Linked DNA regions of Mus musculus: region 1 is linked to region 2. The links are chromatin loops, found by intact Hi-C in ENCODE. Cell type or tissue: left cerebral cortex. All regions are shown on one strand.

Region 1 (8,000 bases), 150 kb before region 2:
CCGGCAGAAAGTAAGGCACTGTGTGGCTGCTGGAAATGCAGTGATCTTAACTCCTGGAGAGGATGGGCTAGCCTCCTGAGATGCTCCCACCACAAGGAGATGCTGAGAAAGCAGAGCTGTACAGAGAGATAACTAAACTGGCTGGAGAAGCAAAGTAAAGACCCACACTGCAGCAACCCCTGGTTTTCTAGTTCTCATATGCTTGCCTTCCTTATTATCTTGGGACTTTTTAACGCAGCCATGTTTCCTTTGCACACTCACACAAAAGAGGATTCACACGCATACACACGCACTCGCGCGCGCGCACACACACACACACACACACATCATTTTAGTTTGAAATAATCTTTGCTTGGTTTCTATTGGAATTTAAGTAGTGAACCTGATTGAAGCCAGAGTCTAAAAGAGAATACCTTGGTTGACATGTGGATATTGGCTCCTTTGTCCAGAAGCAAGGTGACCATGTCTGTGTGCCCCTCTTGTGAGGCCAGATGCAGTGGAGTGACCCCTTGCTTTGTCACAGTGTTAGTCTCGGCCCCATAGTTCAGTAGTGTGGAAGCTATCTGCATCTGATTCTTCTTGGCAGCAATGTGTAAGGGAGTATAGCCATTCTACAACAGAAACAAGAAAGATAGATATGACCCACACATACACACACGATACACATAAAGACACATCACATCACATAGAACACATGCATGCACACACATTGCACACAGAGAGGAACATTTAATAAGTGCTCAAATATTTACCGCCAATGGAAGTAATGAAGTATAATCAGCCAGAAAAGATAAATGTGAGCTGACAGCTAATTTAGATGCTTAGCTATAACGTGATTCTATCTGACCATACCCAGATCTTTGCCACCAAAGACACAGGATCACCTGTTATCCTTTGGAACAGATCCAGATGGAAAGGCACCCAATCTGAAAGTCTCTCCATAATTGGATTCTCTCCCAAACACGAAAGAAAGTACAGCAGGCACCTCTTCTACGTGATAGTCCTCAGTACCCGGTGGGGAGTTGCTTCTCTGTCTAGAAACTTTTCTAGATGCTTCCCTCATCCAGGCTAAGTATCCCATTCCTTCAAGTGTTCTGACCCTTTGGTCATTTCTAATCTTCTCTCTCCAAAAGATGGCCTCTTCTGTGCTGACTATGATCTATCCATAATGCTCTCTGAATCGTCCAGTCTCCCGCCACTGGAATTCTATGTCAGATATGGTTTTAACCACATAGAATCAAATGGAGTTACTTCTAAGGTATTGTTAGGATATTTTTCCCCAAATGGTTCTAACTGGAGTGTTCTTTCCTCTCCCTGAGCAAATGCTATTTAAGTCCTAGAATAAGCCAGGCTCGGTGACGGGGCAAGGAACACAATGTGGTTAAAATTTGCGTTGTTAGGAATCTAATGTAATATGACTATTTTCCAATCATGATAAAAAAGTCTAACATCTGATTTTAAAATATATTTTTTCAAACAAGTGGCTGAAAGACATAACAGCTATGTATGGTTTCAACATTAAAAATGTATGTGCAAACAGCCTAAACTGAGAGGATAGTGGATAATCTGTTGCTAGGTAACCAGGCTTGGTAAGAGCTGTGCTTACATACAGATGACAGATACACAACACGAAGATATTAGTAGTCTACAGACCCTCTTAAAACTCTCCACAATGAAGTTGATGGAGATAAACATTTAAAAGACAAAGAAACGAGAGACTCCTTGTAAAATCAGAGTAAAAAGTTTGATGTTAGAAGGAATGAAGGTATGAAAGGTTATGTTTTATAGGCAAGGAGGAAAAATCTATAATGCCTTTGTCAGGTTATATGACTCAGGATCTAAAACACTGACAGCTAGTAATAAGATTAATTTTCACAAGCTAATATGCACTCCCTATTGATAACTGCTGGTTCTAAAAATTGCAAATATATATATATATGTATATATATATATATACATATATACATATATGTATATATATATATATACACACACATGTGTACATGTATATGTATTATATATATAAAATTAGTATACATGTACATATGTACATATATATTTATATAGTAAAAGGTTTTAGACAGAGCAATAGGTAGAAACAGTTGTTTTGTTTTAAGTTACCAATAGCAAAAGTTATTATCACTGTTTCATGGAAGTTATTTAGAAGCAAGGCCCATGTATACTTGGATTATAGATACATGGCACCCGGAAATTTGGGGCTCTGGTCCTCACCTTGGCCGTGGCATGAGGGGAAGCACCCTTCTCCAGCAGCAACAGCGCCACCTTCTGGTTGTCATAATGAGCAGCAACATGGAGCGGGGTAAGGCCATTCTGTAAAGGTGGTATTTGAATCTCACTCAGCATTAATACATTAGCGCTAGCTGCTCTGAAGCTACCAGGATGCGTGGACGGTGCTATCGATTAATTACATGTTAATTAATTAATATGGTCAGTGGAAAGATAGTTTTCATATTAGAAACATAACTAAAATTAAGAATGTTTGCGCTGAAAATTAGCAAAGGGCAGCTTTCTGGTCACAACAAACAGAAGTCCAAATTTCTATGTACACCACAAGGATTCTTACTATAGAGAAGCTGTGGGACCTTCAGGATAAGACACGGGGGAAAAATGCTTCTAAATTGCAGTCTACAACAAAGGTTAGGGGCATATATTCCCAACTTGTGTAGTTGGTGTAATTGTGCCTGGTGCATTATTCTTGATTTCTGATGAGTGATTTAAAAAAAAAAAAATGAGTCAACAGAATCCGATGACAAAAACATGCTACAGAAACCCCTTACCTTCCCTGCTGAATCTGCGGCTGCACGACGTTGCAAGAGAAGTTTTGCCACATCCAGGCTTCCATACTTGGCTGCTACATGCAGGGGAGTGAAGCCCTTCTATAGTCCGACGACAGAGAAATGTGAGAGAAATGTAAAAATTAGGGATTTTCCCCCTAAATTCCTTACAAAATTTTTGTTAACCTATTAAGCAAACTTTGTTGAGTCTCTAGTTGTAAAAATTGATGGCATGAAATCTGCCAGTCCTGGATAAGTCTACAGGTTAGGAATAAGGTTTACCCAAACCTGGTAGGAGCTTTCTTAGGCTTGATGGAGTAAAAACAACAATAACAACAAATGTGTCTGAAATCTTGGGGACTGGGTCTTGACATTAATAGACTTGAGATTCATAACCTCCACTGGTTCAGTAAACCGCTTTGATTTATGAATGGAAAGCAGAACACCGGAGGCACGTCTTTGCTTGCTCTTGCCCCATCTAAAACAAACACGACCAAATTAATAGCTGTCTTCAGTTTCTTATAGACTCTTTTATACTTTCCATTCCAAATTTGTTTACTTAAGTTTTAGATTATTTTATGAAGCTTTGGTTGAAAAGAAAACGATTTGATTCAGCTGATGTACTTTCTGCAAAACTGGCCAGAGAGATGATCTACAGAATAAAATAAAAAGGGTATTCTACTAAAAACATTGGTTTTTAACATAGTGACATTCGTCTTCTTTCCCCAAAGACCATGCTGTCCAAGGATCAATTCCTCGAGTCAAATCCATTGTCCTTGTATGCCAATGGCTAATGAGCACTCAACAGTTAACCACAAACTGAAGCTTTAACACTGTTTTTAAAAAATGCTTGCCCTACACATTTTATATGCATACCCTCAATGTTCTGCGAGCCTAACCAACTGAGGCACTTCAATGAGCAGCACGCTATAAATAGCATGAGTCCCAGTCCTGAAACCTCCAGGTGGCACAGCTTGTGCCCTATGATGTCACCCACCCTCCTGGACAGACACCTCAGCCTCATGCTTTTCTGGAACAATAGCAGGAGTCAGAGAACTCTAACACTCCCCAGGGCCCAAAAAATAAACCCAGCAAATACTTCTGTACTGGGTACAATTTAAGTCCCCATCAAAAGCACCGAATATCTCCCAAGAACCAATACTGCCCTTTCAAAGTGTCAGCAGATCAATTATTTTTAATTAAAATGACATTTTAATTTCTATTTTTTTATATATAAAAGAAGTAAGCATTTGGTCTTAGTAAGTTCTTGGATGAGAATGAATTCTCTGGCTTTTTTCCCCGCGTGGGACAAATGTAGGAATGGCTGGAGGATGGCTTCCTTTAGCAGCCTTCCATAGAAGTTCACCTGCTGACATGCTGTTGAGGCTCTGCCCCCAGCACTCCGTGAGCACAGGGTTGGATTGTGCTAGCTTGGGTAAAGTAGACTACTGTGGTGCAACATTATAGGGTGGAAGAAAATAACCGCCTATCCTTACAGTCCAGCTGGGGCTGGACTGACTCCTTTGTACTTTTGGAAACCCTTGTCAAGCCAAACTACTTAGCTGGTGCAGGATGACAGGATCCTGGCGGGAAGGCATCTCTTGAGTCACTGGCCACTTCTTTCCCTGTGAATCTTATCAGGGCTTCGTCTCCTTCTTGTATTTATAAACACATAAGAGACTTCAATGATGGCGAGTCACCCAGGCTTCAGCTCTCCTGAGTCCTAAACTGCTCTGTGTAACAATTGCGTCCAGTTTACTACTCTACTGCACTATGGCATTGGATAATTTTTCAATCCTAAAAATCTTTGAAAGACAGGAAACTACTTTCTATTCCTTTACTTTTATATCTATTAATTCTATCCCTTTGGATGCTCATCAGTTGAGATGGCTGCCAAGTCTCTTGTGTTGCCGTAGTCATCGCACCTTGGTTGCACTGAGTGTAGGTTCTGAGTTTTTTCTTTTTGAAGGGTTTTTAAAATGCATTCACCTTTTCAGGCGGGGTAATTTGAAAATGTATCCACTTCTTATGTCAGAACATTTGAAAATGCTTTTATTTTTATTTTGTGTATGTTAATGTACATGAGGCCTGACCGTGTGACTGTGCACCACATGTTGCTTCAGAGGCCAGTAGAGGGTGTCACAGTCCCTGGAACCGGAGTTGCAGTTGGCTTTCTCGGATGCTTTGTGAGTGCCAGGTCCTCTGTAAGAGCAGCAAGCGTTCTTCACCAGTGAGCTAGAGCTCTAGCCCCACATCAGAACATTTTTCTGAGTATTTTTCTGATTAGCCTTGTGTTGAGAATAGCTAGTAGACTGCTCTCCTTCTGAGGGCTCCGAGGGAGGCCACAGCAATACTTCAGTCCATACTTGATAACTTCCTTGGCCTCAGGCATTTACTGAAAGCCAGCTAAAATGGCGTTTCACATCATGTGAACTGCTACTGTATATGTGGAAGTACTTTGCCCTGTGACAGGCTCACGTAGTCTAGGATTCTGTTTGCCTGGTTTTTGTGTTCCTTTGCATTAGCTCAATCTAATTTGCTCCAGGGACGTGGGCATATTCATGCTTTATCGTGACTCATCCCCATGTAGTGAGTCTCGAGTGGAATATATCCAAGAGACAGAAAAGCTGCCCTGTCTGACCATGGAGCCTTGAACACAAGCTTGGGATACTTTAGTCTTTTTGCTTGGTGTTACTGCAGCTTATGAACTGATCTGCAAACCTGCTCTGTTTAGTTGCGGTTAAAAAAAAAAAAACTACAGAGAGAGTGAACCTGGCAAACATTTGGGCAGTGGTGTGAATAAGGGACCCCATTGACTCAGGGATCTGAACACTTGATCTCCAGTTGTGGGCACTCTTCGGGAGAGCTGTGGAGCCTTGCCTGACTTTCCATTCTTTCTCTGCCTCCTGGTGTGCTGATGTAATGTGATCATCCAGGTTCCTTCTCGGGCCACCCATTGCCATGCCATCCCTGACACTGGGAACAGCTCCTTTCTGGACTTATAAGCCACGATAATCGCTCTCTCACAAGAGATGCTTTGGGTCATGATATTTTATCTTAACAACAAAAAGGACCCGACACAGTTGGACAAAGGAAATGAAATACCACATGAGAGGTGATGGGGTTAGCACTGGGAAGGGCGGGATATAAGCAAGCAAACTGTCACTCGGCTCTGTCACCAAGCAAACTGCACTATTGCACTAAGGCAGGATTTTCTCCTCACTGGTGGTGACAATTCAATGTATTTGGGAATCCCCCTTTTTTTTTTCTCTAGAGAATATGTATATATTATAGTCAAAAGGGGGGGAGTAAACTTTGCTTTGTAGTAATGAAATTGTAATTACTATTTCTGGATACCTATACCAAGCAGAACTGGCACATGAAATAGAAGACAGTAATGCAGGAATTTTCCTTGAAGACATGACATAAAAATTTACAACCTCCTCCCATCGTTTAGATTGTAATCTAAAATACTCAGAGACAGAAACAAGCCAGAGGCCTGCCAGAGATTTTTCCCCTCCTGAGACTCTTCAGGAGCTGAATGAAGCCTTGGTTCCTCTTAGTCACCCCCACCCCTTACCTTGGTCGCTAAGGAATGGGCTGCTCCCGCTTCCAGCAGGACAGAGGCCACGTCTACCTGTCCTTCCCGAGCAGAGATGTGTAGTGGTGTGTACCCATTTGTAGTGGCTGCATCGGGGTGAGCCATATGCTGTAGAAGCAGCTGGACAATTTCCGTCTTCCCCAGCCTGGAGGCAATGTGTAAAGGTGTCTGCTCCTCCTACAAGGCAAGGCAAGAAGGAATCAGTTAGGTCCCGGCAAACCCAACCTTATTAGCAGTGCAGGCCTCTCAAACACTTCACGGTGCCTTCCTCTAGGAAGATATCTTCATGTACGAAGAGGCAGTAGTAATCTCTTCTCAAAAAATAATTGTTATTACCCTGTCATGGCTTTATTTGTATTTGTTATAGAAGTGATCTATTTGACCACAAAAAAAACTCTCTTAAATTTTTAAAAAGATTTTATGTGTTCAGTTATATGTATGGAAATGCACCATGAATGTATAGTTCCCACAGAAGGCAGAAGAGGCATCCGATCGTCTGGAACTAGAGTTTTAGACAGTCTGTGAGCCATTATAACGGTGTGGAAATCAAACCCAAATCTTCTGCAAAAACAGAAGGTGCTTTTAACCACTAAGCCCCTTCCTTAGATTTTCAAAAAGTATGTATGTGCATTCATAAACTTGGTAACTGTTTGATGAATACCCCAAAACTATCTTTTCATTCTTTCTGTCTTCAACTCTATGCTTACTTACAGGCAAACTCATGATTTTGAAGGAGAAAAGAAATCAAGTCCAGAATCCCTAAGACCTAGATTTTCCTCCAAGAGCTTTCAACAAGAGGCAAAATTTATTCTGGGAACTGAATCAAGAGAAAAGACCCAAGGAAGCTGGAAATGCTCTTTCTACTTCCCTCCTGAGCCAAGGACACAACGGATGGCCATTTTGTTCTCGGAGAGCTGTGGATAAAGACTACATTGTAAAATGATTTAAAGAGATGCTGTTCCAGGAAGCATTGCAGATGCTCTTGCAACGCACATCTAGGACTTCAAACATGAAATGGAACTCTGCAACAAAAAAAAAAAAAAGAGTAAACTCTCTGCCAAGTGTTTTTGCTCTAAAAACAGAGAGGATGGAGCTGAGGAGAATGGGCAGGAAGGACATATTCGGCAAGGCTCATGAGATCACCTGACTCTAACGTGTACTCGAGGTTAAAAGAACTGAAAAAAAAGAAAGAAAGAAACTACTGTCACTTATAAAAATAAAATTGAGTGTGCCCCTCAGAATGCAAAGGGGTGTGTCTTTATAATATTTTCCAGGGGGAGTCACCATAAAAGAGGTTTTAGAAAACCCATAGGAAGAGGTGAAATAGCATCATATGAATTCAAGATAGGAGGAAATTAATAAGTAATAGCAACACAATTATTTTACCAATGGAATTGGAATTTTATAAAAAACCCTACAACTTACAAATTTCTTTCACGCATGGTGCATGTATGATTCGCCCCATAATAGATATCAAAAGAAAACATAACATGTATTGCTGAGCAGTTTTTCTAGAACAAGTGACTAAGAGAGCAGTGAGGTCTCAAAGACTGCCCAGGGTCATTCAAGCGACTCAGACACCAAAGACAGATGCAGGAAGATGG
Region 2 (8,000 bases):
ATATATGTAGATCTAGAGCAAAGGTTGACTTATAAAGCATTCCGGTAGTAGACTAATAACAACCAATGATAAAGCAGAAAAGCTGCAAAACAAAAGCTGCGACTCCTGGTCACTGAGACCATGGTAAGCCAAACTGGATAACTGAGGGGCCAATGAGTTATGACCTAGTCATACAAAACAACTCAAAGTTCTAGAAAATATTACTTTCATAGTACAAATAAATAAAACACAATTCTATTTAAAAACACTCCAATACTCCTGTCAGAAGCCTTCCTGGCCCATTGCATACACCCAGTAAGTATTCTCATTGCCATCAAGTATAAATCCAAATAGAAAATATAAAGAATAAAGACATTGGCCAGGGCATCTCTTCGAGGCAAAGCTGTACACAGCAGGTCTTCTTCCTCCAAGACAGTATGATGGTAAAATAAAGGGAAGGAATGGTCAGAGTGCTCCGTTTCTCTGAAGAATTATTTGAAAGGGACTTAGAAAAGACTAATTTTATTTTCTATTGCGTCCCATACACCACCACCTTGAAGTTTAATAAATATAAATATACAAGTGCATTTTAGAAATCTGATCAAAAAGAAAAAATAACAAAAGTGATTTCAATAGTCTATCATGGGCAGCCAACTGGCCATGATTTAAGGTGCAAATCTTGACTTCAAAAAGTTCATTACCTAAGAAACTTATAAAATGTATGGAAGTAATTATAGTAAAATCACAACCTTAAGTTTATCTAGTTTCTCTCAAATGCATTGTTTAGTCAAACCCTTAAAATGCTTAAATTTCTTTTGGTTGTAGAATGTCATTATAGAGGTGAAAAACTTGCAACATTAGTAGCTTAAATGGTTTACTTACAATGTTCATTGATGGTACAATCATGCTATCTTCTTTCCCTAGTGAAATTTGGACCCAGGCATATCTAAGTTCAAATCCCAAGCCTGCCACTTGATAGCTATCTATGACTAAGGAAGATCCACTTCTGAGTCTCAGTTTCCTTGTCTGTGAAATCAAGAAGATGTCTAATGTATACAGTTGTTAAATGGACCAATATGTATGTATCCAATATAAGGTCCTTCAGTACTTAATAAATTATATTTTAAAGGTTCTAAAAGGCCTATCAGTTTTAACATTATGAATCAATGAGCTATTCATTAAAAATAAATAGATATCTGAGTATGGTAATGTATGCTTTTAATACTAGCTCTCAGGAGTCAAAGGCAGGTAGATTGTTTTATAAGTTCAAGGCTAGCCTTTTCTCTATAGTATATTCCAAGATAGACATAGATACATGGTAAGACTTTATCAAAAAAGAAGAAAGAAAAAGAGAGAAATTGATAAAAAGAATGATGTATATGTTCACAATTGAGCTTTTAGTCGTACTTGTATGAGTGCATGTGTGCATGTGTGTGTGTTGGCATATGTTCATGTTTGGAAGGGTGCCCATTATGCATGCAGAGAGAGGCCAGAGGGGCACAATGAATATCCCTTTCTATCACTTCCTTGAGAAATATTTCCTTGCGACAGCCTCTCGCTAAACCTAGAGCTGTGCTGGTAGGCAACCCTGAGGGATCCTCATGTCCCTGCTCCCCACAGTACTGGGTTTACAGATGCACTCATGGCCAGGCCTGGCCCTTTACATGGATAACAAAATCAGAGCCCGTGTCCTCACGTCTGGACAGCAAGAGGCTCTGACCCTCTAAGTTGTCTCTTTAGTCCCCACAATGGACATTTATTCAAACATAAAGAACAAGTTGTGCCAAGAAAATGGATAGAGAGCTCATCACTTCATCAAAATAAACTAGACTAGATAAGACAGATAATTTTTATGTGAAAGCTTAAAAGAAAAAGACAGTAGATGGGGGGTTAAGAGGCAGGAGGAAAGGGCCGGTTGGAATGAGAGAGGAAAGGGGAGACAGAAAATATGACCAAAGTTGATGCTGAACATGTATGAAAACATCATGCTTTGTGATTCTAGTGAACGGTGTAGACATGACAGACTCAAGAATGGTTAGTCCATTCTGAGAAATGAGAAGAACAAAAGCTTCTTTGACAAGTCGTGGTGAACATAAGGTTAAAGGGGAAAAGTCATTTAGGTATATATACTTTGCTTTTAGAAATGCAACTGTGCTGTCACTCTTATGCGTTCCTTATATGTGATTTTCGAGTTTTAAAAAGTACAGATGGGAAATAGGCAGCTGTAATATATATATATATATATATATATATATGGATGGATGGATATATATACTTGGAATTACTTTTTAGGGCTAAGGTTGTCTTGCCAGCATAAGAATTCTGATACTTAGCTATTCCATCTGGCAGCTCGGGTCTCAAATACTAGACTTCTAGTATAGGAACCAGACTCTGTACATATGAAGATTATTCAGTTAACACTAAGGTGCTAATTAGACCAGAATAGCCTCTTACCCCACAAATGATAGATCAGTGTGCTATCTTTGAGCAAATAAGTTCAAATTAGTTTGTTTCAACCACTCTTGAACTCATTCATTTGCTTAAAGCTTAAATTCATTTATTATACCTCATATTTCACAAACACAATGGACATGCCATATACTTCACTTAAATACTACTTATCCAGTCAAGGAAGCCTGAACATTTTGCTGACAATGAGGTTGAAATGAAATTCCTTAATATGCATATCATTGCCTTTTTTAAAACCCAGAAACGATAAGTTAGTATTATGGGTTTTCATCAAGAAAAGAGTAGGACTGAAGTTTACAAAGAGTTAAAATTTATTGTAAACACTTTATGCAATACAAAGCAAAATAAATATTTCTTAATTAAGTTTATAAAGTTTACAAAGGCATATTAAAATAAATCCCAAATATAAAGCTACCCTAATTGAATTATTTTAAACATCAATAGTTATATCTTGGTAAAATTTCCTTTTAAAATCAATGTATTCCCCCAAGCTCTGTAGTTTTATCTGCACTGGGGATGCATAAAGGACTTTATGGGTAAGAAGCCTTCCATAGATATGAAAATGAAACTCTATATACTCTATTGGTTCTACAACAGAGCTACTACCTTACAATTATGACATGACATGAGCAGAAACCATGATCATGTTAAAATGATTTCTGAAGATGATAGTCTAGAGCCCAGTAACAGGCATTTTCAATCCTCCATGAGCTGCCATCTCATTATTTCGCTCTAAGAAATAATCTGAGCTGGGACTTTTTTTTTGTTTTTTTTTTTTGTTTTTGTTTTGTTTTGGTTTGGTTTGTTTTTTTGTCAAATCACATTTGAAAACTAGGTTGGGCTGGAATTTGGGGTAGGGGAAGTTGTCAATCTAGGAAAGACACTTGCTATAGCTTGGAAGTAAACCCCATCGTTTGGTAAACCTTTATTGTGCTGTGTAATGCTGCATGCATCTGCCATAGAAGAAGTTTATATGAAAACAGAAGAACGAAGATAAATACTGTCAAATTACTCTGGTTCTAGGGCAATGATATCTAAATTTGCCCAGACGATCTTGTCCTGTTATACCAGCAAACAATGATCTTGCTGACAGTGCCAGGTTCAAGCTAAAGTAAGACGGCAATCAAGCAACCGAGAAATTCCCACCAAGTACTGGCACTTGCCATTTTAACGATGCAACTTTTTCAGGAGTAAGGAGGTTTAGGGAAAGAATGGCAGTGAACCCCATGTGGAAACCAAGCACAGGACAGTCTAACGGCTCCCCGAGAATGGATGCAAGGCACTTGAGCTAAGCAATGTTATTGGGTCTCAACTGGATGTTGTTCAAGTATTCCTCGCCAAGAAATAATACACCGTAGTTGAGGGAACAAAGATTTAAGAGGATATAAATACACGAAAAATGCTTCAGGCAGTAATGTTCTATGGAGAGGATTAAAAACAAAACCGTAGGAGCCATAGAGGAGGAAATCCACCCAACCAAGATGGCCAGTAAGTAAGACTTGGGTACTATAAAAGACTCCAAGCACTCTTGAAACAAGGCATTTTAAAGGTCACATAAACAGTACTACATTTTCTCCAGAAGAGAAGCCACTAAATACACTAATTTTGTTTCCAGATAGTAATCATTTGATCTAACTAGTGGAGAAGTGGAACAGCATCAGGATGAAGGAAGACCTCGACTCACTGTGGCTCCTTAGGTGTCTCTCAAATTTAAAATTAAAAAAAAAAAAAAAGAGGCAATGACAAGGCTTCTCAATGCACAGGTGAACGTGGCGATCACGGAGGAAACAGGGAAATGGTCCCTGGAGCACATGCGTTAGCAAACCTGTGTGTCGCTTTGCATCTCTTAATCCCAGACCTGTTTAAAATGAGCTTGTGTACAATACACTATTTTTACATTCTGCTAATGTAATATACCATTTGTCATCTGAAATTATTCAGTGACCTAGTTTGTTAATTAAAGTGTTTAGATACAACAACTTCTTTACAGCCAGACAACTGGCTGAATGAGTATCTCATTACTGTCAGTTTGTAAGATTTATATTTTTAGGGAAATTTAATATTTAAAAAAAGAAAGAAAAAAACATGTTTCGGAGAAAGACAGCCAATCTGCGGTTGGCTTACTGTTAGGAGAGTCGATGATTCACTGCCTTGGTGAGCTAGCTATTTCCACTTAATTGCCAGCAGTAGAAAAGTAAATTACAGAATTAATAATAGAAAATAAGAATTCTAAAAATGCAGAAGCACAGATCACTGCATCCATATTTTTAGTCTATTCTAGTGTAGAATAATGTCAACACTCGGGAAGGCAAGGAGGTATACAGATCCTGTGGCTTATTCCCAATCAGAGATCTTGATTGAAAATACCATCGGTGTAGAAGTGCCCGAGGTCCAGTAGTAGACACGGGCAACGCGAAGAGGACAACCCTCTGGCCATACAGAAACCCTTCCTTCTTCTGTGAGAGTAATCTGGAAGACTGGAGAACTCGGCTTTAAGACGGAATGATCTAATGGAGGTTAGAGAAAAGAGAAAGGGAAATGATGGATTTTGCTTTGCTTGATCAAAGCGAAGGAATTCCATCCTGCTCAGGCATCTCCTCCCAATGCAGCAAATCCAGGCGAGAGCTCCTCTGAGCTGCAAAGTGTGCTCGGAAATGGTGCAGGGGAGGGATGGAAAAAAGGAGGATGAAGTTGTCAGTTCTAAAGGCTGAAGATTCTACACGGCGCTACAAAAGGGCGCGGGGTGGGGGGAGGGGGGCGCACACGAGGTTCTCCATACCTTTCTTTTCCGCTCCATCCGATCCCTGGGGATTTTCCGTTGTTTTTTTCTCTCTCTGTCCAGATTTTTTTCCTTTTCATCCAGTTCAGCCTCTCTAACTTTTTTGATAGAAGCAGCAGCGTGAGCCATTTTGGCAGACGAAATCGGCAGAGGATAACTTTCCACTCCCCAGCAATACAGGTGATTTGACTGCTATGTGGAGATGTGATTTTTCCCCCCAGCAGAGCAATGGCTGGCAGACAGAACACTCACAAAATAATCCACTCCGCCCCCGAGCTAGGTCATAATCTTGCTCCAGCCTCTGCAGCACCCATAATTCACTCGAGCGTCCCCCTAGGTTGCGAGCCGAGCCCCTGAGCAGCCCACACCTGCACACAGGCATGCACAGGTGAGCGCCCACGCTCAGCAATGGTCCCGGGGGAGGGCGGAGCTCTGGACCCGGAGCTCCTCAGCAGTTGGGTGGCCCCGAGTGCAGACAAGCATCCTAATAGTTGCAGAAGCCTTCCTTAGGCGCTCATCACCAGTTGGAACGGTCTTGGGGGACTCCTCCAGACAGTCTGTCTTCAGACCGGAGCCAGGAAGAGGCCACCTCGGTGAAAGTCCTAGGGGGGGTGGGGAGTTCTCTGCCGCTTGCAACCACACCTCTATGCAGGGCGAGAGAAAATGGTGCAGTCTCGCTAAGGACCCGGCGCCGCCGCTGCTGCCGCCGCCGCCGCGGTTGCTACGGGCAGCACGTGACATAGATGCCTGCGTCTTAAATCCCTCAGCCCTTCCCTTCTCCAAGGTACATTTGGAGAAAATAATCTACGCTGCGGGGTTGGGAGGAGAGGAGCAGAGCTGGAGTGACTTGCCACTTGCAAGGCAGAGAGGGAGAGAGCGGGTCTGGGAAGGACTGGGAGTTGCCCGGGCTCCCCGGTGCGGTTTTACAGACCCACGTGAGGCCGCCTTAGCAGCTTGCTTTGGCAAGGGATCAAACCGGGCTGTATGTCAGTGAGCGCTGTATAAGCCGGCTTTGGCGAGGTTACCCTGAGGAAGCAGGAGTAGAGGACCGCAAAGAAGAAAGCAAGCACCCCTGAAAACCATCCTCCATCACTCTAAGAGGGACACGCAGGTACCCAGTTAGGCGTCTTTGAAATTCGCAACGCTGTTTTAAACCTACCCGTGAACGTGACAAGCAACGGAATGAAATCAAGTAAAATTAGAATTTCTGGATGTTCTCTTACATGCTCAGTATGGAAATACAGGGGAAGAACATAGTGTATAAAATGCAGATGCTCCCACTATACCCAGCAGGGAGGAGAAAATCACCTGTAAGCTCAAGCTGGAATTCTCCAATTACAAACACTGTTCAATTTTCCTAAGTTTGCTAAAATTTTAGCAAGGGCTGACTGAATACTCTCGGTGTCTCATTTTCTAGCTGGACAAAGTCATAGCTAGAAAATTTTATCCAGATGGATTGTGAAGGTCCTTCCTCTTCAACCTTCGTATTTTAGAGAAACAAAAATTATGAACACTGTAGCAACTGGGAGGAAAACAATATAATCTGATTCTACATAAATCCTATAAGTAGAGAAAAATGTTGAAAGTGTTCTTAGAAAATGTTTATAATGAAACTCTTCGCTCTGCTAACGTAACATTTTTAATAACAAACTCTGTGTTTATAAATGAAGGATACAAAGCCTCATTTTGCCCCAGTGTGTGAAGAGAGTACACTAGTGAGGCTTTGGTTTGGTTTGGTTTGGTTTTATGAGAAAATGCTAGATTTTGTACTTTGGTCTTACATGTTTTGGCTTATATAATTTACAATTTTTGTTTTTCATTTAAACTGTGCTGAAGGCAGCAGTTGGCAAACGAGTTCTGTGGTAGTGCAGACACGTTGGTTCTTCATCTGATTCAAATGTTGGTTCGAAGCAGAGAATAATTACCCTGGCATGAGGTCACATGTTATTAGTGATGTGTTAGTTCCAGGGTCAGCCAGCTTAGAACAGATTATGTCTCTTATATAAGAAGGGCTATCATCCTCTGGCACCCACAGCTGAGAATCAGATCCACAAAACACAGAAAACCCTATCCACTTCAGCTTGCCTTCAGCCCTCATGGCCCTTCCCTGGAAAGGTGTCTGCCCAGGTTTCTTGGGAAGTTAACAGATTTGGGGGCAATTCGTTTATCTGCTTGGCAAGAGTAGCCACAGTTATCTCCTAGTTATCTCCCCTTCACACATGTCCTCTACTCTGTCCTGAAATCAAAGCCATCATTACTCAAGGGTGCTTCTGGGAAGCAGGAGGAACCCAGCACTGCCTGTTCCTGGTGCCATCTGGCATTCCCTTGTCTTCTAAATCCTCATCTTTAAAAAAAAAAAAGGTTTAGAGCAAGCAAGCCACACCTGATTTGTGGATGTCCTTTTAGCTTAGTAATCTGAGTCCTAATGGAACGTGGCTGAGCCTCCTACCGTGGTCTTTCTGTCAGTTGGGGGTGACTGAGGATTCTTCTAGAAGAGACCTTTCCCACTACCTCAGTAGGATCTGCTTCTGTCATCCCATAATACCCTCTCCCTTTGCAGACTTCTCAGTAGGAAAGGGAACCCCACATGCTACAGCAGAAGGTGAGCAGCGCCTGTTGTCACAAACATTTACTTCTTTCATTAGTTCTTCCTACCCTCACTGCAGACCCTCTTGGAAACCTAGCCAGTAGCAGCTTCACTATCCTGTTCTCTTATGCCAGGCAATGTTCACATTTTTAAACTTCAGTTTGGTAACTAAAAACAAACCTAAGA

The links. Peaks named below come from ENCODE experiments on the same cell type or tissue, not always from the same donor. Only the 100,000 strongest peaks of a DNase experiment are listed, where the experiment ranks them.
Region 1: a loop joins it to region 2, with 3 times the contacts of the local background. A loop is called at or near these places in 5 of 42 quality-filtered maps.

The regions. Positions count from the first base shown.
Region 1 is chr3:127,010,441-127,018,440 of GRCm38, forward strand. Ank2 (ankyrin 2, brain) reads right to left here. Exons shown (of 48, transcript NM_001327938.1): 15 at 6,376-6,573; 16 at 2,799-2,897; 17 at 2,233-2,331; 18 at 414-611. Among named protein-coding and RNA genes, the nearest start is that of Gm25501, 9.1 kb to the left of the region's middle. In left cerebral cortex, CTCF peaks have their summits at 2,283 (motif pointing left) and 4,909 (motif pointing right); DNase peaks (open chromatin) are centred at 2,282, 4,989, 5,334 and 7,305; H3K27ac peaks cover 2,968 bases.
Region 2 is chr3:127,156,452-127,164,451 of GRCm38, forward strand. All of the region lies in intron 1 of Ank2 (ankyrin 2, brain), which reads right to left. It overlaps Gm16958 (predicted gene, 16958), which reads left to right and starts at 4,854. Exons shown (of 3, transcript NR_105030.1): 1 at 4,854-4,964. In left cerebral cortex, no CTCF peak of the experiment used is centred here; DNase peaks (open chromatin) are centred at 1,604, 3,687, 4,645, 5,022 and 4 more places; H3K4me3 peaks cover 5,841 bases; H3K27ac peaks cover 6,366 bases.